Linked DNA regions of Homo sapiens: regions 1 and 2 are each linked to region 3. A link is an interaction called in ENCODE POLR2A ChIA-PET data of the cell type or tissue named here. Cell type or tissue: CD4-positive, alpha-beta T cell. All regions are shown on one strand.

Evidence for each region. Peaks named below come from ENCODE experiments on the same cell type or tissue, not always from the same donor. Only the 100,000 strongest peaks of a DNase experiment are listed, where the experiment ranks them.
Region 1: POLR2A ChIA-PET joins it to region 3 with 24 read pairs; 9 of 35 experiments call an interaction of 5 or more read pairs at or near these places.
Region 2: POLR2A ChIA-PET joins it to region 3 with 17 read pairs; 11 of 35 experiments call an interaction of 5 or more read pairs at or near these places.

Annotation. Positions count from the first base shown.
Region 1 is chr6:142,815,908-142,823,907 of GRCh38, forward strand. The region is part of intron 2 of HIVEP2 (HIVEP zinc finger 2); the gene reads right to left. Among named protein-coding and RNA genes, the nearest start is that of HIVEP2, 130 kb to the right of the region's middle. RefSeq lists an enhancer at 3,799-4,268. In CD4-positive, alpha-beta T cell, a CTCF peak has its summit at 7,168 (motif pointing left); DNase peaks (open chromatin) are centred at 3,844, 4,164, 5,004, 7,184 and 2 weaker places; H3K4me3 peaks cover 1,700 bases; H3K27ac peaks cover 3,929 bases.
Region 2 is chr6:142,860,424-142,868,423 of GRCh38, forward strand. All of the region lies in intron 1 of HIVEP2 (HIVEP zinc finger 2), which reads right to left. Among named protein-coding and RNA genes, the nearest start is that of HIVEP2, 81 kb to the right of the region's middle. In CD4-positive, alpha-beta T cell, no CTCF peak of the experiment used is centred here; a DNase peak (open chromatin) is centred at 278; H3K4me3 peaks cover 533 bases; H3K27ac peaks cover 1,310 bases.
Region 3 is chr6:142,922,198-142,930,197 of GRCh38, forward strand. All of the region lies in intron 1 of HIVEP2 (HIVEP zinc finger 2), which reads right to left. Among named protein-coding and RNA genes, the nearest start is that of HIVEP2, 19 kb to the right of the region's middle. RefSeq lists silencers at 4,477-5,046, 5,948-6,037. In CD4-positive, alpha-beta T cell, no CTCF peak of the experiment used is centred here; DNase peaks (open chromatin) are centred at 3,763, 4,724 and 5,954; H3K4me3 peaks cover 3,357 bases; H3K27ac peaks cover 5,098 bases.

The DNA.
Region 1 (8,000 bases), 110 kb before region 3:
CTCAATATCCTTTAAAACTCTTGATAACATACCAAGTTCTTGCTATACACATAACTTTGTATTGGACAATAGAGAGGATTTTTTTTTACACTACCCAATTCTATACAAATTTGGAACCTTATTGGAGACACAAAGCATGCAGGTGAAAATTTAAATTATAGCTCTAAACATCAATTAAGTGCTACTACATTTATAATAGTAGTACATGAGTGCAGTAAAAAAGAGATTGCTATGAGCTAATGTCATGAAACAAATATTTATGCAGCTGGTAGAAGTTAAATTAGGGCTTGAATATTCTGACAGGCAAAGACAAGGCTTTCCAGGAGGTGGAAATGCCTGAGCAAGGGAATGGTCATGCATCTCACGAGAGCCAAGAGTTCACAGCCAATGATTTATTTAGCAAAATCTTCAACCCTACTGTTCTTTGCCCCCAGTTCAGCCCATTTCCAGAATATATTTTTTCCTTCCTTATATTTCCTTAATTCATCTCTTTGTCTACTTCTCATGGTCACGAGCTCTGTTATCCTATCCTATTTCAACTACGACCACCTCCTCATCACTCAACTCACACTATTAGCACCGCTAAGAATCCACAGTTCTACTTCTGAAGTCGCTTTGGATTTCCTAGCACTCTGCACAACAGGACACATAGACTACCAGATACCATCCCCTGCGTCTGGCATTTCTCGTTCTTCACTCTAACTCACTGCTGTTTTCCCCACACAAATGTGCTCCAAGACCTCCTAAAGCAAACTATACATTGTCCTCTTCCAAGCCTCCCCTGGCTCAAAGTCAATCTTAATGCACAAGGCTCTAAATCATAATTTACAGCTTGGAAACCATTAATCCTGTACAGAAGGAACTGAGTTTACTGCCAATGAGTTGTTCAAATACTAAGATAGATTCTGGTTCTATATGAATTTTTATTTAAGTTCCCTATAAAAATGTTTGTAATAGCACCAGAGGGTGTGTGTGTGTGTGTGTGTGTGTGTACATATACATATACACACAAACACGCTATCTCTCTCTCTCAAAGTGGGGAGGAGTGGGTGTTGAAGAATGACAGCTCCTTGAGGACAGGACACACTTTTGTTCAACTCGACTTGAACTGTATTAGCAAGGGCATGAGAGGACTTAAGAAACAATACAAAATAAGGCAGATAGGTATGTTCTTCAAGCTATCCTTTGATCCTGGATTCTAAAGACTAAAATACAAACTAAGGTTGGAGGGCCCAAATTTTCTTCTCTGAGTCTCAGAGATTAGGTCTATATATTTTAGAAATGTAATAGTACCTTCTTAAAAAATTACTTGGTAATTAACCTGACTGAAAGCTCTGGCTAAAATACTGTGGCTCCAGCTTAGAATACTCTATGGTTGTAGCCAATGCTAGAAAAAACACACTTTCAGTTCTAGGCTCTGTTCTCTCACTAAATTTCACTTTGGCTGTATGCTGATCATTTGATCTCATTTGGAGACGACCAGCAGTCACATATACACCATGAAGTGACAATCACAATGCCAAATCTAAGTTATTTCATTTCAAATAAGCATTGGACTATTATTACTAATTTAATAAGCAGGAAATGCCCATGTGTCTTATGTACTATGCTGGACACAACTTGCATGGAGATAAATATAACATTACTAATAAGTACAAGATCCTCAAAGTTCACACTCTGAGATGTAAATAATGAATGACAGCACAATTTTTAAGAGTAAAGAAATTGACAAGGCAACGGAAGAACACCAAGTAGGAAGTGAAGATAAGAATCTGCCTTGAAGAATTGTAAAATGATGCGCAAGAAAGTGACACTTAAAGTAGATCTTGGCTGGGTAGGATGGCTCACACCTGCAATTCCCAACGCTTTGGGAGGCTGAAGCAGGGGGATAGCCTGAGGTCAGGAGTTCAAGACCAGCCTGGCCAACATCTCTACTAAAAATACAAAAATTAGCTGGGCCTGGTGGCACATGCCTGTAATCCCAGCTACCCGGGAGGCTGAGGCAGGAGAATCACTTGAACCTGGGAGGCGGAGGTTGCAGTGAGCCAAGATCACGCCACTGCACTCCAGCCTGGTCAACAGAGTGAGACTCTGTCTCAAAAAAAAAAAAAACAAGTAAAATAAAAATAAACTAAATCTCAAAGGAGGAAGGAAGGGATGTGTATGAAGCATGTATTATTTGCCAGACACAGGTGACAAATTACCTCATTGTTGCCACCATTTTAGACATGGTGAATCTGAGGCAGGACAACTAAAGTCACCTGCTAGAATGCCACACAGCCAGCTTCAAACACAGCTTTGTATGTTTTGTCCAATGTACAAGCTCCCTTCTAAAGGCAAGGAAGCCTTCTTTAGGTGGAAAAGTGAAATAATCTTTATTGCACTTAAAGTTTCCTAAAAATTACCTCTTACGAAATATTTACTTATAATGATTAACAGTTTATGGTTGTAGCTGTAAGTTTCTATCTGCCCATACAACGCTTTTAAAGCCGGGCACGGTGGCTCACGCCTGTAATCCCAGCACTTTGGGAGGCCAAAGCGGGTGGATCACTTGAGGTCAGGAGTTCAAGACTAGCCTGGGCAACATTATGAAGCTTCGTCTCCACAAAAAATTAGCCAGGCGTGGTGGCATATGCCTGTAATCCCAGCTACTTGGGTGGGTGAGGCCTGGGAATCTCTTGAACCCAGGAGGTGGAGGATGCAGTGAGTCAAGATTGCACAACTGCATTCTAGCCTGGGGGACAGAGTAAAACTCTGTCAAAAAAAAAAAGAAAGAGAGAGAGACAAGAAAGAAAGAAAGAAAGAAAGAAAGAAAAGAAAGAAAGAAAAGAAAGAAAGAAAGAAAGAAAGAAAGAAAGAAAGAAAGAAAGAAAGAAAGAAAGAAAAAGAAAAGAAAAAGAAAAGAAAAAAAAAGCTTTTAAAACCCAGTCCATTAAAAAATGCCCAGGAACCAGGCAAGGTGGGTCAAGCCTGTAATCCCAACACTTTGGGCAGCCGAGACAGGAGGACTGCTTAAAGCCAGGAGTTCAAGATCAGCCAGGGAAATATAGCAAGAACCTGTCAGGAAGGAAGGACAGAAGAAAGGAAAGGAGGGAGGGAGGGAGGGAAAGAAGGGAGGCAGGGAAGAAGGGAGAGAGGGAGGGAGGGCGGGAAGGAGGGAAGGAAGGAAGGAAAAAATTAGCTGGGCATGGTGGTGTGCACCTGTAGTCCCAGCCACTTGGGAGGCTGAGGCAGGAGGGTTGCTTGAGCCCAGGATGCAATGAGCTATGATCACTCCACTGCTCTTCAGGCTGGGCAACAGAGTGAGACCCTGTCTCAAATTTTAAAAAAAGAAAAAAGGGGAAAAAAAGAAAAATGCTTGGGGTTCAAGGTCTATGTAAGAGATATGCAAAACTTCAAAAATGTTGCAAAATGTTGTGTCTATGTGCATTTTCCTGGGGAAAAGAGTCAGGAGCTTTTATGAATCTTAAAGGGGTTTATAAACCTCTACCCCAGAAAAGGCTATGAAGCAAGAATCTACAAACTTCTGCTAAGCTTTTTAATGTTTTCCAAAAGGAAAAATACTTTTGTAAATTTAAGTTTCACATACAAGGAAATCCATTTCATATATAACAGGGAAGAAGATTCATATATTCTACTATAAGGTAACAACTTGATAAGGAGACACCGAAGTGACCCTTTCCCATGTTTCTAATAACTATTCAGGATGTTAACAGTGAAAGGACCATTTAGAAAGCTAATTTCCTTTTCATCATGCTTGTTAAGTGTTTACTTTAATTCACATCCTGTGTGACCCTATGGGAAAATTTTTAACTAATACTGGGGAAAATCCCATAGGGTTACACAGGATGTGAACAGGGCCTGTACTGAACTACCTTCAGCTTGAAAAATAAAATTAGATAGGTGAGTTTCACTTTCTGTTTGTCATAAGTTCCACTTTCTGGCTCCCAAAGCTTAGATCCACAGTACATCCATGTCCGTGCAATAAAATCCCAAGATTCTCACTCTCTGTTAAAGGAAGGATTTCGGCGTGTTGTATAGCAAAATCCTTTCAGCAGAAAAATGCAAATCTGTGGTGCTAATCAAGGAGAGGCGGCTGGAGCACTCCCAAATGCTCCTCCATACCTGGGCTCACACACAGTTCAGCTGCCGTTTTCCATTTCCTGTGGGGAACATACATCATACCACTTCCCCTATAGAAAAAAGAAAGCAGCCCGATTTAATTGCTGATGGAAACATTGTCATACTTTCCACTGGCCAAGCTTGAAACTATTACTGATCTAACCTTCATTAATTTTTCCACAACAATTTGCAGAAATGTCAGGAAGCAGCTGTACGAAGACTGATTAATTGTCCTTATCACCACTACTTTACCAGGCTCGCTCTCTCTTCTCTCTCTCTCTCTCTCTCTCTCTGTATCCTCACCACCTCCCCTCCCTCTCTTCCAGTTTAAAAATATAATTGGGATTTTTCTGTTTTGGTTGGTATTGGTGGTGGTATATCATACTCTGAAATATCCAGATCTATTTTTGATGTCTTTCAATGGCCCAAACATTTTCAGATCTGGAGGAGACCCCATGAAGTTTGGGACAGCATCCACGAAGGAAAAGGTTGCTTCCTGCTGATTACTCAGTTATAGCTGTTTAAACAGACGTTCATGAATTCAAGTCTTACAGCAACACTGCATTTATTAGTCAATCACAGACGCTAAAATTCACTTCCGAAATGTGAATTAGAAAATCAAATGCCCTTTTTCTATTTTTTTTTCACTTTCTTTTCTCCCTCATCATTTTCATTTGAGCTATACCATCTGTCCCAGCCTATCAAATAATGTACTGTGCATGCCTGGCAAAAACAAGTGGAACAGTACACCTCATAACCCCATGTAGGCAACCACTGAGCATCTATAAAAGTGGTACATAACAGAATCTGGCCATCTGGGGATAACTAGTTATAGCAAGCTTAGCTTCTCAGCCAGCACTCAGATTTGCAGACTTTTAACTAGTTGGCAAAGCATCAACCAGTGTTCAAGAAGAGAAACACTAACAAACATTTTTTTTTTCAAAACACAAGAATTCAGATATAAATTTTCAAAGGTGTACTTGCCAATGTTGCTGACAAGAAGGCTTCAAAAGCAAAGATCAAGGCACTGTCATGTCCTTGAAATGGAGCCAGAGTCAATCCAAATCTAGCATTTTGCAGCATTACTAAACTTTTTGGGTATGAACATATTTTTCCTTCCCCATATTGCCTGAATATATACAAGCAAGGGATTAAAGCCGAACAGACTTTGAACCAAATGACATAGTACCTTTCAGAGACAGCTCCAGCAGACTGGGAAGAGTTCCTCCTAGGACTACATTTAAAAAAAAAAAAAATCCAAAGGCTCTTCATCCCAGATACACTCATTCGTAGTCTAACCCCGAACCAAAGAAAGACAGATTGGACAACTATGGCTTAAAGCATTAAAGTAATAACTGGACATGTAGCATAGTGGCCCAGATCATGGACCATGGAGCCAGAATACTTGCTTTCAGTCCCATCTCTGCCACTTGCCAGACATACAAATATTCAGGCAAGTTACCTAACCTCTCCGTGCCTCAGTCTTTTCATCCAGAAAATGGGGATACAAATAATATTGTTAACAGAATTATACAGCATTTAAAAATGGCACGAGGAAGTGAACTCTAAATGCTAGCTGTTAACTGTATATTTTTCTGTTGATATTTCAGGTATCTATTAGCCTAATAGTGAGGAGGAAATAATGTGACACGAGTTCCTAAATTAATTTAACAAAGCCCACTGGGTTGGCTGAAAGATTTCCCCTGATAATACTCACATTGCTTGAAACACCACCACCAAAACTAGGTCAAGCAATCAAGGCTAAATATTCTATTGTTTCTGTTGACTATCCCCTAGCTGTCACAGGACAGCATGCCTTGTGATGCCATGGGACATAGAGGCAGGCATGGCTGGAGATGACCACACCTCACCACCACCTCCAGGCCTGGAAAGCAGGGGTGGGGAGAAAGCCACCACAGACCAGCAAAGTGCAAACAAAGACAGAAGCTGGCTTGGACTTCGTCATAATCAAAGTACTCATCAAAGAAGCCAAAGGCACTCATTCCCTTGGCACTAAGACCAGGGTTGAGGTGCCAGGAGGCCACACAGTGCAGGAAAGACGCTACTTTTAATTCCGGCTCCACCATATGACCTTAAGTAACTCTCACACTCTAAAGCCTTAATCTGCAGTAAAACACAGGATTTCGTCTACATCAGACCTTTTGAGTCTTTTGGCTGCCATGACCTCCTTGGCAGTCTGATGAAGCCTGTGGGCTCATTCTTAGCAGAATGTTTTAAACTACACTGGATTACAAAGGAAACCAATTACCATGAATATAGGTATCTCAAAATAACTTTCAAAGCAAACTTGTTGATAGTAATATACATAATTCTTTATTAATAATTAAAAACAAGATATAGTGCAGGTCTAATATTCACCATAATTCGGAGTAGTCATAATCATAAAGACACTTTGAGATATGAATCACAATGGTAATGTGATATGAAACTGTCTGTGATTTCTATTGGTGACAACATCACTGACACTGCTGAAACTACTGTCATTTGTTGCTTACATGAATAATGAAGGAAGTGCTAAACTTCAGTTAGAGATTAATGAAACAGTTTTTTTCTCAACCAAATTTTCTGAATTCTGTCCATTTGTGGTTAAGAGCCCCAGCCTAGGTAAATAATAAATCCCTTTATAATTCCATTATCTCAGATCAATGATTGCATTGTGTCCCTGGCTCCCTCCACAGAGAAGATTCACAAAGAGAAATAAAGCAATTCCTATTCTTTCCAACTGTGTGGAGAAAAACAGATTTACAGGATAGAAGTGTCTTTCCTCATCCCTCTCCAAGTGAGGGAAGGAACACTTATTGACTTGGAAATGAGTTACCCAAACACTATCAAGCCCTACCAGCCTACAGGCAAATACATAAGAAGTGACATTAACACCAATTAACCACAGCTCCTGTTCCAGCCCCACCTGCTCACACAGGACCTCCAGTCCCCTTAAAAAGTCCCAACTAAGTATATCTAGGATTCCAGCAAGGGAGACTTACAAGAGCCCACAGGCAGTCTGACAGCCAGTCACAACACCATCTGCCATGGCTTCTTTCCTGCACCAGCTCCCCCTAGCGTCCTCAGGAAGGAACCCCTCTGCCGCCTCTGCAGATGGCGCCCTCAGTAAGAATCCTAATGCCCAGTTGCCCCCACAGACAGCAGAGTCCATACTTCCAGGAAAGAGGGGTCCTTGTCATGGGTCCCACACTTTAGAAAGCCTGCATATCACAAACAAGCACAAATAAATTCACTGAAAAATCCACAGCACCTTTATCATAGGCATCCAGATGTCCTGTAACCCTAAACCCCGCGACAACGGTTTAAGCCCCGAGGGAAATGCTTCTCTTGCCCAATCTCTTTGCACCAGTCAAAGAGTGACTGAGTTGGAATGCCCTGAAGGTTCGTGGATTGTGACATTGCAGTGTGGAGTTAGACATCATTTCCAAAGCAGAGAAGATTCAAGCAGCATTAATGCTTAGGTAAAAGAAAAGACTTAAGAGTCATTTCTCTCAGATGGTGTGGACGCAACAGATTCTCGCATAACAAGTGTAACCATGCCAAGCATCCCTTTCCTGGTTTCTCTTCGTGCTCTGATCAGTGGTTCTAGAATCGTTAATAATTAGAGCAGCATTTGGAACAATTGCACATGGCACTTGAAGAGTGTTTCGCAATTAAACAATTCTTATTCTTAAATTTGTAAAGATGTAACCTGTATGAAGCATGATGCCAATTCTTTACATTAGCAACTAAAATGGACACTAAAAACAAACTTGTGAATAGTTTTGCTTCTGTAAAAACAGCTGAGGATTTAATTCAATTTCAAAAAAATATTAAAAAGCTTCAGCAGCATTTAAATAATTTTGAATTTTAAA
Region 2 (8,000 bases), 62 kb before region 3:
GAAGACTGAAGTGCACTGCATGTATTGTACACTTTATTTCTATTATTAGTACACTGTAATAATGAAATAATTTTACAACTCACCATAATATAGAATCTGTGGGAGCCCTGAGCTTGTTTTCCTGCAGGAAAACTAGATGGTCCTATCTGGGGGTGATGGGAGACAGTGACAGATCATCATGCATTAGATTCTCTTTGGGCAAGAGACCTAGATCCCTGGCATGCGCAGTTCACAATAGGGTTCACGCTTCTGTGAGAATCTCATGCCACTGCTGATATGACAGGAGGCGGAGCTCAAGTGGTAATGCTCGCTCACCTCCACTTACCTCCTGCTGTGCAGCAGTTCCTAACAGCCAACAGACCACTAGTGATCCGTAGCCCAGGTACTGGGACCCCTGCTTTACAGGCTATCCATTGCTGCACAAATTTTGTAGTAGCTTTATTCCGCACAAATTCTGCAACTTGTCTAAGCAATAGACTTTTTAAAATGAGAGGAAGCTTCTTTAATTCCCATGTGCCTTATTTAATGTTGGAAAAACTAAAAAAGAAAGAGAAGTTAAGTCAACTATCATTTCACAGAAGACACAGATCTATTTTCAAGGAAGTTAAAATCTACTCAGACAGTATACGAACATGCATACATCAGATAGCAGAAACATCACAACAGAACGACATGCCAGCAAGTAACACCTGAAGACAATACTCTCAGCATATTCAAATGCTGAGGCTCATTCACAAAGGAAAATGCAGGCTAGAATAATAGACCTCTTTGGTTCTGTACGTTTCTAAATAACATAATCATTGTCTTATATATTATTACCAAGTAGCAGTCTTTCCCCATTCATTGACAAATCAATTGGAATGGCCTTCCCCTGTATGATTCATACATAAAATGAAATTTACTAATAATGAGAAGTTTTGACATAGGTACTAATGGCTTGAGATGAATAAACCAGATTTTTATATATGAAAAACATATTGTCTCCTCCCATGGAAACCAGAGCTGTGAGGCAATAACATTGGAGGAACTATAAGCAAAATGCCAGAGCAAAGAAGTAATTCTATTACTTGAAGGTATCCTTGGATACAGTAGAATAGCACCATATACTAACAGAATTTATTTTAAACCCACATACACATTTTTCCCATCCGACTGTTGGTAAAAGGTAATGAGTATGAAACAGTAATATCCCAAATTTAACACTCCAAAAGAATCTGTTTGGGCTTTCTTTCCAAATCATCAAGTAAATGCCCTTAAAATTTGCCCTCTCCCTCCAAACAATTTAATGTCATCTAAGTTCAAAGTTGTCAGTCCCACACTTTCAAATTATAAATAGATAAAACTCAGTGTATGGAACTTCTGTTTAGAAAAGGATTCCATTTCAAAGCGGGCTCCTAAGAAAGAAATGGTAGGTAAGCACACCAGTCCGGGTGGAAGCCTTACTAGAGATTAGAATTTGGCCCACCTGCAAGAACAGATGGCTATTCTGGACAGCTGCAGGAAGATGGGGGAAATAGCTTGAGGGCTACTGATTGCTGTAATAATTAAAACCAACAACAATGACAAAGTGGCACTTGAAGTTTTATACCGTTACTTAAATTTTTTTTCAGGGAAATTTAGGCTTATAAAGTTAGAGTGGCACATCAGCCCAGCAGTTTGTTAAGACTCTATTATCAATCTTTTATACTGGAATCTGTTAGCAGCCCTGCATTCTCTTTTTACACTGTAGAGAATAAACATTAATACCCAAAACGTGTGTTTGACTAACATATTTACAAGAATAAAGCAATGTATTGTACTAGATTCCAGATGTGAAAGATAAGTGTCACTCCTTCAGACAATTTCTCCCAATTTCTCCTAACTTGACAGTTTCATATTGCATTTGCTACATTAGCAAATCTATTATATATTATGTAATACATCTATTATATATGTAATATGTAATACATATAATCGATTACATGTATTACATATTTTATAATACATATAATCGATTACATGTATCATATATTTTATAATACATATAATCGATTATATGTATCATATATTTTATAATACATATAATCGATTATATGTATCATATATTTTATAATACATATAATCGATTATGTGTATCATATATTTTATAATACACATAATCGATTATGTGTATCATATATTTTATAATACATATAATCGATTCATAATCGATTATATGTATTATATATTTTATGAAATGTAATATATATTGCATATATTATATATTGTGTACTATATCTATTACATTTAATTATATATGTAACTATATATTATACATTACATATATTATGTAATTATATATTATACATTACATATATTATGTAATATATTATATGTAATTATATTACATATAATATATTTAGATATCATATATATTTTTATATAATATATAAATTATATATATTTATTTATATATAATATATAAATATCTATTATATGTATATATTGCATATAATAGATTATATGTATTATATAAAATGTAATATATTGTACTTTACATATAATATAATATATATTGTGTACTATATTATATGTAATATATAATATGATATATAATTACATATATTATATATTACATACAATATGTAATATATATTACATAATATATTATATATTATGTAATATATGTAATTATATGTAATATATAATTACATATAATAAATATATTACATAATATATAATAGATTTGCTAATGTAGCAAATGCAATATATAAAAAAGGCAAGAACAGGTTCTGTTGCATTTTTTTTAATAAATTCCCTGTTCACAGCTCCAGAGTACACCACAAAATTTAATATAAAACCTCTTATAACAAAACTATATGTTAAAATAAACTACCAGTTATAGTAGTTTGTGTTACTTTAATGTAAATCCTAGATACAAACCAAATCTTTTGTATCTGCCTTGTCCAATGTTCTTGACATTAACACATTAAGACTGTTTTTATTTCAAAATCTCAGATTCTTTTGGAAATTACAAATTAACTTCTTTAAATTACTAATGACTATTAACAATTACTATACAAAAAATAGCTTTTCTAAGATATTGCTTTCTGAAGAATCAAGGCATATCTGATAAAATATTACAAAATATTTCTAAAGACAGGACACGCAAATATCAAGTTATGAATTTTTTAAGAGATTTAATTGAGTTCTCAGAAAGAAAGAGGAAATAAAATAAGTTTAGAGAAGAGGTCAAATTCAATAGTAAATGTCATGCCAGGTTTAAAGTAAATGAAAAATACCAAAATCTTCACAATACCTCACATCTACATTCATCTAACTACGCTTTTGCATATTGCACATTTTGAGGTCCCTGCTCTGTATGAATCTCTCGGACAGAGATTAGGATCCCCCAAGGAGTAAGACACACTTCTTTCTGTGGGAAAGCTCACATTCCAGTGAGCACTGATTCAAGGAATATTTGTAGTCCACAGGTCCCAAAAACACACTTATAAGCAAAATCTTTATTTAAATCTCATGCTTATTATTTTATGTAGCTTTGGTTCCATGTGGAGAAATGTTTATACTGCTGTAAACAAAGATCGTGTTAAGAGGATATGTGTGTGTTAGCAATTTTCTAATTAAATGTGCATGATTTACCTTTGCCCCTACCATTGGAAAGACCACCCAGTAAGCAGCCAAGCCAGCAAGAGGGCTGTAGGGGGTGTCCTTTCTTTCCTCTCTGCTACCCTTGTTGAGTATTTTACTCTTTTGTCTATCTCTCCCCCTCAGCCCAGCAGCCTTGAACTAAAACCTGCCTTGGCTCACTCTCTGTATTTCACCTCCTGCTCAACTCCCAGTCCCATCACCAGCAGCCTACAGGAGTGTCACCTGGAGCCTGGAGGTCCCTTTAACCAAGAATTCTAGGAACAGCCTAGAAACGGAGGGTAAAGTGCTGCTCTCACAATAGCAGAAAGAGCTGTGTTCCTCAACATCACAGCTTATCACTCAGAATGAAGTTTTCCAAAGAAACTGACATCCACATTTTAACTTCTTAACTATTACTAATACTTCAAGTACACTACAGGTCAACTCAGCTTTTGTGACTTAGCGAAAAATAATAAATATTAATATGAAAACTGTTTATACGTTTAGGATATTGTACATGCACATAGAGGAACAAAGAAAACTGGAGTCTACACAAGACACTTGTTCACCCAATAATTTTTTGAGCACCTAATAACTTGAAGCTATATACATTTGCTATTACATAACAGTTAAATGCCTTTATTGCCTTTCTTTTTAAGGATTGCTTCTGAGAATTAGAGCCTTTCATTCTACTCATCCTCCAAAATAATAAACACAGGGTAGGAAAAATTCACTGCACAAATCTTTCACTCACATGGATGACACTAAATCATATCCCTCAGAATTCTCCTTTCCTTGAAGGTCCTAACCCTGTAAGAATTCATATAGCCAACCAATTCCATTACAAACTGCAAAGACCTCCCAAGGGGCTGAAACACCTATCCAAGTCATCAATTCTCACATAACAAAAGTTAACTATGTCTATATCTGTGTCTATCTACCTATATGTGCTAGCACTTAGAATTCAAAAACAGCTTTTCAAAAATAGTTTCCTCCAGCAAGAGATTTATTACAGCCTATTTTACTTGGCCATGTGAATTTTGTTTTTGTTTTTGTTGTGGTTGCTTTTTTGTTCTTTAATAAGAAAATAAGTCTCTTGATAGCTACTATTGCTCCAGGAAAACCAAATCTCTTCTGAATGATTCCAGATATCCAATATGCTGCCATTTTTATACTCCAAAAGAGAATTTGGATAGCTATGTATAACCCATGAATTCAAATTTTGTTTTCTATTGTGCTTCTAATTGCTTATTCAGTTAGGATGTGGGATGATGCACATTAATGCTGTCAGGAGCATTTTAAGAAAATGCTGAGTGAAAGACATAAAAATCCTAATTTCATTAAAAATTAGCCAAAAGACACATTAGGGTTATGCTACCAACTAGTGAAGGTCTGAAACTGAGAAGAAAAAAAAAAAGGAAACACTTTAAGGAATAATGTTACCAGTACCTTTTTCTTTTACTTGGTTCAAAATCCCTGCATAATTAATACAGTAATACTTCATAAATGCCTACGAACGTACCACCTCTTCTCTCTTGTAGTTTAATTAGGTGATTGACTTCAGGCATACTATAAATTATAATGACATTTTAATTACTTTTTTAATGTGCACACTTAAAAGATTTATAAACAGGAATAGAACAGCCCAGTACATTGAAAAGAGGCACACCAAATGAAATGAAGCACACGACCTAGGATGATGGCAGGCAGACGATTTCTAGAAGATAGAGGTGAACCAGAAAGCGTTTCGCATGCTTCAGTAAACATCAGCTCTACTGCCTTGGGACGAGTTATGAACAACCTATACAAGCTTTTTAATAATCTTAACTTACAAGGAAGGAGCTGGATCCCTCTGTCAGTTACACTTCTAGGCCATCCCAAGACAGCCTCTTCTTACAGTGAAAAAGCACAGACTTTTGAGGATCAGACCTTGGTTCGAATCCTTCCTTTACCACTGGCCAGCTGGATGACCTTGACAAAATTAACCTCTCTAGGCTTTGAGTTCCTCATTTGTAAAATTTGTAAATGGAAGAAAATACCTGTTTTGGAGGGCTGTGGTGGAAATTAAATTAGGTAAGCAGCATGCTGCAACTGGTGAAGAGGCAAGCTCTAAATCAGACTTTCTGAATTCTAATCCTGGCTCTGCCTCTAATGCCCTCTAGAACCTTGGGCAAGTTATTTAGTTTCCTGCCTCCTTTCCCTCAACTGTAAAATGAGGATAATATCAGCAACAGCCTTGAAAACTTGTTGAGAACCTAAATAAGTTAATACACAGAAAGCATTCCTACCTGGCACACAGTAAGTGCTCAATAGATGTTAGCTACTAATAAATCACTGAGCATAATCATTGATGCTCAATAATACTTGGCCATACTTAATTTTTCTTCCTTTTCTACAACCCTTATTTCCCATTAGTAGACAGTTCCTGAAATTCCACATCTGCTGTGAAATTTTCTTGTAGCGTTAGGTCAGTGCTAACTCCTAACTCCTTTATTACCTCTTTCTCCCATGTATGTAGATCCATGTCAAAGTGCCTACCTTTAATTTTAAGTTTCTATACCATGAGCATTTAGTCTGGGAGATTCTCTTTATAAGGCAGAATAGTAATTCCAAAAGAAATAGGTACTTTGATGCTAAGGACAACGAGGAGAATTACTGGGAAAAGGATAAATATATAAAGCTGTGGAAAGGGCTTTCTCTTTATCTTTGAGGTCGGTCTCTCCCTTAGTTGATCTGACCACATCAGGATTTCATTTTACTCTAATGGGGTGAAAGTGCAATGAGCCTCAGGCCAATGTGGCTACTTACCCCTTTCTAACTGCTAAAATACAATTTCCCTTTGCCATTAACTATCTTTATAAAAAGCGAAAAAGAAAATAAAAATTAAGCTATAATCTTCCAGTGGGAATTTTCAGTCCTCCCTGTGGTAAACTGGTGAACAGGAGAAGTTGACAAAGGGTAAGGATCCAGAGGGTTATAAGAAATCTTAGGTAGAGAGGTACTGACTCCAGTATTTCCAACCTGCTCTGGGTAAGTATGGTGGTAGAATTCTTGTAATAAATAATTGGACGTGTGTGTTAGTGTGAATATTTCTTTTAATCCAAATACACTTATTAGGAAGCATCACTGTCTATATCAGAAAACAAGGATTTTACTCTTTTGCTATTAGGTATTTCATAGTCTTTTTTTTTCTTTGCATGCTATTAAGTATCAAGTTTTGTGTTAATAACTTTACAGGAAGGCTGTGGCCAAACCTGGTGAAGACTACACATCAGTGGTCTTTCTTATTATACAAGCCAGGCAATCATATATATACTCAACCAGATTGTATTAACTATCAGTGGTATTTATCATCATGGCATCTAATCTACTATACATTTGGTCAAAGATAAAAAAGTATCTGGCTTGAAGTGCCTTCTACAAGCCAGTTGTTATCGTTACAGATTGATTGCAACAGATATGCTTTTGGTACACAGAATCTGAACACATTATCTCTGACTCTTCCTCCACCCACTTCAGTGACAGCTTTGGTCAGCAACAGCTGCAGCTGATATATTACTCTACTTGTTTAAGAAAGTGACATAAATACAGAGACGAGATGACATAAAGCTGTGAATGTTGGACATGGCTCTTATAAAGTTTTCCTGAGCCAATCAAAAAAACAGGATATGTGCTAAAAGAATTTGTGTATGCTGCCAGTTACTTAGAAAACATGTGGACAAATATATGCTTTCAGTAACTAACGCATTAATAAAGGTGGATTCGCATGCAAGACTTGGTTGCTATCCTAGTGGTTTTAAGGCAATAACAATTCCAATAGGATCCCATATGAATTTCTTGAAACGTTGTGCTAGAATAGGTCATTTATTTTTGCACAGGTTCCTATTCTTGCAAATAAAAATAAATTTCCAACAGTCTCACGGTCATCCATTGAATAACATGACTTCAAGTCCTATATACTGTCATTTTATACCTCTAATCTGGCATAGATTAGAAACAGAAAGGAAAATTATGCATATAATCTTAAAACTAGAAAGATCACATTGCAAGTCAGCTGTGTCAGTAATTTCCGCTTTCAGGAGTTACACAATGCTTAAACAATAGTTATCCTACCGGGCTACAGTTCACTTAACCTCACAGTCCAGCTGATGATTGATGAAGGGTCAAGAGGGTAGCAGACTTTGGGTGCACAACACTTCAATCCTTTATCAAAAATGGCAAGAGGCCACATACTACAATAACGGAACAAATACTTCCTTTTACCGTACAGTAAATTCCTTCCTCTGATTGGCTAAAGCTTCAGTGCATGGTTCACAAGAACAAAAATACATTCTATCATGAGCAAAACACATTTTAAAGAGCAATCACTTAAATCTCGGGCCAAGTGAAATGTC
Region 3 (8,000 bases):
CAAGCTGCTCTCAGTGTCTATTGATCCTTCCAAAGGCAGCTGAGGGAATGTTCCATTTCACCTCTTCTGCAAGGAGGGTTTAGGGCTCCCTCCAGGCCCTTCTTTTCACCCTCTGCTTCCCCCTACTTTTGCCCTTATTCCAATATCCTAATTCTTGAATTGCAAGTCAGTTCCTTCACTTGACTATGATGTCTTTGGGGATAGCAACACAAGCTCTCAATTCGCATTTAATAAATATAAATAACCACATAAGTATACTTCTAAAATTTTAAAATAGTAAGATCCAGAGTGGCCTGAACTTCATTTATTGAGTGCTTACTACAGGCCAGGTTCTTTACATATATTAGTACACTTAAGCCTCATAAGGTCTGTTTTAAGAGGTATCCTGGTTTTACAGGTGAGCAAACTGGAGGCTAAGGGGATAAACGTAACTTGCCAAAAGTCATACAACTAGAAAGTAACTGAGACAGTACTCAAACCCAGGCAGGCCAGCTCTGAAACCCACAGTTCTGGTCCCACTCTATACTGACTGCCTCTTTTCCAGTCGTAAGTCTGATTAAGCAACAGAACTGGCTCTCAATAAGAATTATGACATGTACATCCCTAGAGAGCCTCAAAAACAGATTTTTTTAAAAGACTGTCTTGTCCCCTCCTATTATTTTGCAGGTATGAGCATGTAAATACATAGTATTTATATGAACATGTATTCATGTAAACACATAGTACTCTCCAGAAAACAAACATGTTTTAATATAAATCCTGCCCAACATCTAACAAACTATTATCAATAAATCAGTAATTAGTAAATAATTATACCACTAATAAGAGATAAATATTTCATAGTTAAATATTTAGGCCAGGCGCGGTGGCTCATGCCTGGTAATCCCAGCACTTTGGGAGGCCAAGGCGGGTGGATCACGAGGTCAGGAGTTCAAGACCAGCCTGGCCAAGATGGTGAAACTCTGTCTCTACTAAAAATACAAAAATTAGCCAGGCATGGTGTGGGAGCCTGTAATCCCAGCTACTCGGGAGGCTGAGGTAGGGAATTGCTTGAATCCGGGAGGCGGAGGTTGCAGTGAGCTGAGATCGTGCCACTGTACTCCAGCCTGGGCAACAGAGCAAGACTCCGTCTCAAAAAAAAAAAAATCATAGTTAAATATTTAATAGTGAACAATAAGATAAGCATGAACCAAAATATAACAGATGACATTTAAAAATAAGATAGTTAATGCTACCTATTACATTTCCCATGATGTTAGCTACAGTCTCCTATGTTCCAACCAAGAGGATATATTGAACACTTTGGAGAAGATTTTCTTTTTCAAAACCATTCATATTTGATTCCAAATAATATTCCAATTCAGCTGATATATTGGATGGATCCCAAACACACCATCTGTTTTTTATTCAGTTGTACCTTAGCAAGGCAGAGAAATGAAGACCCCTTGCTCAAAAATTAATTTCAAGACAGTGACAGCAGATCATTTAACCAAACTCAGGGCCCTTCTGAGCTTGGAGCCCTGTACAAATGCACAGGTCACATGCCCACAAAGCCAGCCCTGTGGAGCCCCTAGATTCTATGTCAGGCACAGTACCAGGCAGGAGGTACAGCAACGGCTTTTAATCCATAATCCCGATGTCCAGAAAGGCTCAAATGTAGCATCAAAGATCCTGTTAGGCAATAAATAATCAAATATGAAATAGGTTTAAGAACTCAAAGAATCTTTGGATCTCAAACCGCTAGGTAAAGGCCGAGGGTTAAGTGCTAGTTAAAATGATTCAAATTCAAGTGGGCCTCTCTTCAGCTTTGCTAAATGTCTTCTTTTATAAATCAATAGGTCAATGAGCTTTTTAAAAAATGACTCTCATTAGATGCAAAAGGAGGACTGCAGATGATTAGAATAGTAAATAAAGCACCAGGATTGCAGTATCATGTTTCTTTCAGTGGTTTTTTAATTTAATAAATGTTTATTGTGCATCTGCTATATGTTTACATTTCATTAAAAATCAAATAATATCTCACTTTTTTAAACCTCTTACCAAAAAGAGAATTCTAAAATTATGACCGAAGACTACAAAATAGCATCTGAAATATGAGAGATAGCAGTATCATCTTTATTTCCTCATTCAGCACCCGTGCTCTGAGCAACTACTCCGGGTCAGGCACCGTTCTAGGCATTAGGCATTCAGAGAGGAAAAGACAAACTCTGCCTTTATTTATGTAGTTCATTGGAAAAGGCATACAGTAGACAACCAATTCTTTCAAAAAATACTGTTTAAGATATTTCAAATTGTAATTCCAAGATACAATGGAAGATTGCATTTATTCTAGGATTTTCCTCCAAGAAACATAAACTTCTCAGTTAAGAGGAAAAACATCTTCTCCTACTGACCCTAAACAGAACTATAGTTTTGGTCACTGCAAAGGCACAAAATTTTTCTGCAGTACAAAAGGTGGAATATATGCCCAAAAGTAGATATATTTGTAATTCATGTGTTAATCAAATCACATATGCTTAGACTATAATTACAGACAAGGTACTGGGTTTGGATTAATGTTATAAAAATTCAGAATCTATGCAGTCCATAAGGACTTTTCACACTCCATTTTTCATAAAATAGTATGTTAATCTCCTGGTGATTATGAGATTCAACTAATAAGTCTAAGGATCCTACTTAGCACCTCCAACATGATGCTGCATCAAAACTGGGGATTATTGTTCATACAAATCTGGAGTAACTGGTCCCTATAATACTACTACTAAATACTTTCATAGTACCTTTGCGGCCACATCTTTTGAGGCCACATAGTTGGGTCCTCTGCCTTCTGTCTATTTACTCTCTCTGTTTTAAATCTTATAGAGAGTAAACAGATAGAATGCAGGAGACCCAATATGTGGCCTCAAAGGATGAAACTAACATGCACTTTAGAAGTTCTCCTTGTTCTACCACACAAACGTTCCATACAATTTTATTGTGAAGGAAAAAAGGGAATGAGAATCAATATTTTTAGAAAGTAATCTTGCATTAACATAGTGCTTTCTAGTTTTATGAAACTTTGTCACTCACATAACCTTGTTTGTCCCCAAATTGTTTAACTGTAAGAGTGTACTATAATGGATTCTGCTCTCCTAACATAATACCAAGGAGCCACAACCTTCCCTCTATTCTTAATCTCCAATTTTATTTTCTTAAGTGGGCCACTAAGTATATCTGTACCAACATTTTTGTGCATTTCATAACCCATAACTTTGCCACCATAACAACTTGAACTAAGCTCAGATAGGAAATAGGATCGTTGTGTTATATTTTGTCAAGGAAAAAGGGAAAAGCTACCCCAAAAAGACAAATTTCAAAAATCTAAAGCTATTATTCCAGATGTACTCAAATAACCTTAAATTTCCTTATTGCATAAGTAAGCTGAAAGTTTCCCAAGAAAAATGACATCGTACTATATGCACATCTCATAATCCTATGGGGACTTCTTTTAAATGAGAACATTTAGGCAACACTACTGAAAGCATACATAAGTCAGCGGTTAGCTTCATGACTCAGTTTAACTTAAACATGTAAACATAGTGTATGTTCCAATTTGGAATGATTTTTGAGGTTTACTAGAAACTACTAAATAATATTTTCATTTAGTAAGTCCTTTCTCTGTCAACTCTTTGATGTAAGAAACCTTAGCAGACCTCCCAGTGAACTTTAGCATTTTGGCTGTGTGTCCAAAAGAACAATCTACCATTACAAAGCCTATTCATGAGTCAACCAGGGACGTAATCACAATCACGACTGCTCAGCTGATACGACTCTTCTTTATCATACCTGCAAGTATGGAAGACACGTAAGATTCAAGTTACTAAATTATAGATTATTAGTACTAAACATCGATTCTTAAATATAGTTCTAAAGATGATTCATGCAAATTTAAACTTTTTTTAAATTTAACAGCTTGGGTTAACTTGCTTGTGTTCAACTTTTTACGTCTACCTCTAGCAAAATAATATTATTATAAAAACAGTAAAAGTCCATCTAATAATTTCAGTATAATAAATCCAGGGCTTTGACACTGTCTTCAAATTCACAAGATCATTAGTATTCTTTTAAACCAAATTAATCATATTCCCTAAATAACAACAGCTAAAATCATGAACACTGAGATCATTTTCTTGTAATGATTCTGTCTGGAAGTGTATTAACGGCATGATGTTTGTGCTTTGCACTAAACATTCATATCTTTGTTTCCACAACAAAGTAAAAAGGTGGCAGTTAGAGGGAGAGTTAAACAAGGTTTCCTGTGAGGGCTTTGTGAAAAGAAAGAGCGTATATTCTATCCGGGCAATGACAAACGGACTCAGGCCTCCTGAGGTCAGCGCTCCTGGGCACCATCAGGCCCCACTTCGGGAGCCCCCGGTGCTCCGGGCCCACCTGACTGGGCGTCCTCTGAGTCAGGGAGGTGCCAGTGCTGTGGTCCCCGCGAGCCCAACTGTCCCCTGACCCCCGGGCTTTTCCGCACCGTGGAGTCCCCCGACACGCTGGGGCCAGTGAACCCGGGCCGGGGCGCGCGTTCTCCCTCCCGGACCAGCTCCCGGCGCTGGGCCCGCGGCCGAGAAACTAGGTCTGGGCCGGCCCTGCGGCGGCCGCCGGGCGCGGCGAGCCCCACTTTCTCCCGGCAGGAAGGGGGGAGGCCGAGAGCATTTCCTGTTGTGCAGCTGAGCCCTGCGGAGACGTCATTGCATTCATGCTCCCTCGGGTGTCAGCGGACGGGGGGCCAAAGTTCAAGCCGCGTCCAGGGCAGGCAGCGCGCGGCGGCGCGGCGGCGCGGGGCGGGCGGCCAGGGCTCCCCTCTCCCGCTGGCGCTCCCGGCGCCTCCGTCCCCGGCCGGCCCAGCGCTGCTACCGGAGGCCAGCCCTGGGGCTCCGCGGGGAAGAGCTGCTCTTCCTCCCGGAGGAAACCGAGCTCGCAAGCCCAGCGCTCCCAGCCGCAGACTGCAGGCTGCCCTCCTCCACCGCCTGGATTTCCCACGGGGAGGAAAAGGCGTGCGTTTCCAGGTGTTTGGAGGACGCACTGGCCGGGCGCACTTTCCTCAGCGTAATTTTGAACGCAGTTTCCCTAAAGATGACTCTTTTTTCCACTAGGATTATTTCCAAGTCATCAAAAGTGAAAAATCACGTAAGTGTTGTTGCAGTTGTTTTCCCCTCGTTTTCTATCTCCTTTCCAATTGTGAATTCCGTAAATAACTGTCAGACATAAAACAGGAAAAGGAACATTTCTTCACTGCAGAGCTCCAGTAAGGTGAAAGTAGGCAAGAAGGCCCCCTGAGACGTTTCTAAAAGCATATTCTATATGTTTTCATTATGAAAACACCCACTGCACTCCTTTTATTTATTAGGACCTTAAGTTATCCTATCTCAACTAATACTTTTAACAATCAGAATCTCTTAAGAATCTTTCAATCTTATACTTATCCACTTTAATAGCCAACAAAACCTTTAGCCAGAGTGTTTTAAAATGGAAATTACCTGTTCATGTTTCTTAAAGATTTTTAAAGTCTCCTTCTAAATTTCCAGCCTTCCATTTAGTTTCAAGCCATAAACCAGATTATAACAATGTGTAATTGTAGAGAAGCTGTGGCTTACGGTTAATAACGATTAAAAATAAGGCCATAAGGTATTTTATGATCATTTTGAAATAAAAAATTGAAATAGTTTAATTTCAGCTTGTGCAGTTTGAGACAGATCGTCAACTACAAAACAAATTGTAGATTCTGTTCTCATGGTGAACAAACATTACAGATGTTTTACTGTGTCAACATCTCTAACATTTGAACTAAGCAATGTTTCACATCAGGACATGAATTAAAACAATGTAAACTATGGACCTGGGGTGACCATGATGTGTCGATGTAGGTTCTTGGATTATAACAAATGTACCACTCTAGCGCAAGACTTCGATAGTGGAGGAGGCTGTGTGTATGTGGGGACAGGAAGTACATGGGAAATCTCTGTACCTTCCGCTGGATTTTGCTGAGAAGCTAAAACTACCCTAAAAATATAAACTCTATTTTTAAACATATGTTTAGGGTTTTATGAGTATCCTGATACTTAAAATGTGCATTGCATTGTAACCTATGAATTGACAAGAAATTAATCTTAAGAATTGGCACAGAAATCATCTCGATGTTTTCATGAAGTTCATCCTCGGTTCTACTGCTTCTTGATAAACAAGTTTCATGTTTAGAAGGTTACTGAAATTTTTTTATATGGTAAAGGCACATCAAAGACTTTACCATTTAATATATATTAGTTGTCCTATCCAGTCATGTACTATTTAAGGCAATATTAAAGGTAACTTAGATTTCCCCACTTACAGTGATGCAAAGCCCTTCAATAATATTCTGTTGTCTTATTTCCTAAACATCTGAATAATACAACTTTATCACATGATATCTTAAATTTGCATAGTATATTAGAGTTTGCTATTTGCTTCACATATATATATTTCTATCCCGATTTTTTCAAGAAATAGGCTCAGAGAACTGAAATCTCCACTCAGTTCAGGACTAGCATAGCTAGTCTTTCAATCTTGCTGAAAAGCAATCGCAAACTCTTCTCATTTTCAAACTCCTTATTCCTAACTGCAACCACTTCTTTACTTCCCAGTGGCCAGTGCCCCTGAGTGTGAGTGCTGAGAGGGGCCTGCAAAAAATCTAATCACATCCAACTGCTTTATTTACTTGGCTTCCCAAACTGTATCAAATGATTCTTGACTGTAAATGTGATTCCACTGTATCCAATCCTAGGAAATACTGTAGTGGATATCTGTTTCCTGAATGATCTTACACCAACTTTTTTTGGGGTGTCTTTTCTCCTTCATATCAATTGTTCTTTTATCCATTAAATCTCTGCAGCAATTCTTGTGTTTTTGATTTGAACATACTTATACTTGTTCCTTCAAATCATCTGCCAATGGTATACAATTAGCACTCCCCAAGCTGCATGTGACTCCCCAAATACTGCCTAAGCTCAGTGAAGATTTTATTCAAAATTCATGCTCTCTGGTCTATACCTAGTTGCTGATGATGGCACTTGGAAAGGACAAAGAGGGAAGACTTAAAAATGTTTTATTTTATAATCCTGATTACAGGCTAAATAAAATCAGTATTACCATAAATTTAGTATAGACTGAGGATATAAAGATCAGTATGAGAACGGTAAGATAAATTAACTTATGAATAAATACACAATTGAAAATATAAACCAGAACAAAAAAAAAGGAGTTCTTCAGGTTCCTGGTGCTATTTTCAAATGCACCTCTTTTACACCATGAAAGAGAAGAAATAACTGTGAGGATAAAAGGAAGTTTTGCAGGATAATGTATTTTACACTTTCTCTTTAGAAAAAAATTAAAGTGCTCCACTTTTGTTACTTAAAGTACATCATGAAGTGCGCAATTCCAACCTAAGAAGATATATTATTTCATACAATGAAAAGGATTAAGACTTGAAGTTTCCCAAACTAACCATTTTAAAACTCATTGTTTCATTCAGGATTGGTTTCATTTAAATGTGTAGTTAGAATATGAGAGAAACAGTAAGTTGTTACCATAATGTTTGGCTCTCCATGCTTCTGAGATCCAAGTTCTCTAACTCAAGAGTCTCCACATTTTCATAGACTTTGAAAAGTCTTTGATATGGCCAGACTGTATCTGACAGGCTGACTTGTTTCACAAACTGGCCTCCTCTCTAAAAATATTCAGAAGGGCATACTAAATTTTCACTCTTCTCTAACAATAATCAAATTGAGTAATATCCTTCTCAAATGAGCTTTCACCAGTCATTTGTTGTTTTTCCAGAAAACTGACTCCCAAGATATGTGATGACAAAATCAAGACTCTCTTCTTTCTGAGGTCCACATCCTATTTCCATGACACACTAAACGACTGTGTTGTTCCTCTACAGCCAGTACTTTCCCAAATCAAAGCCCAGCTCAAATTAAATA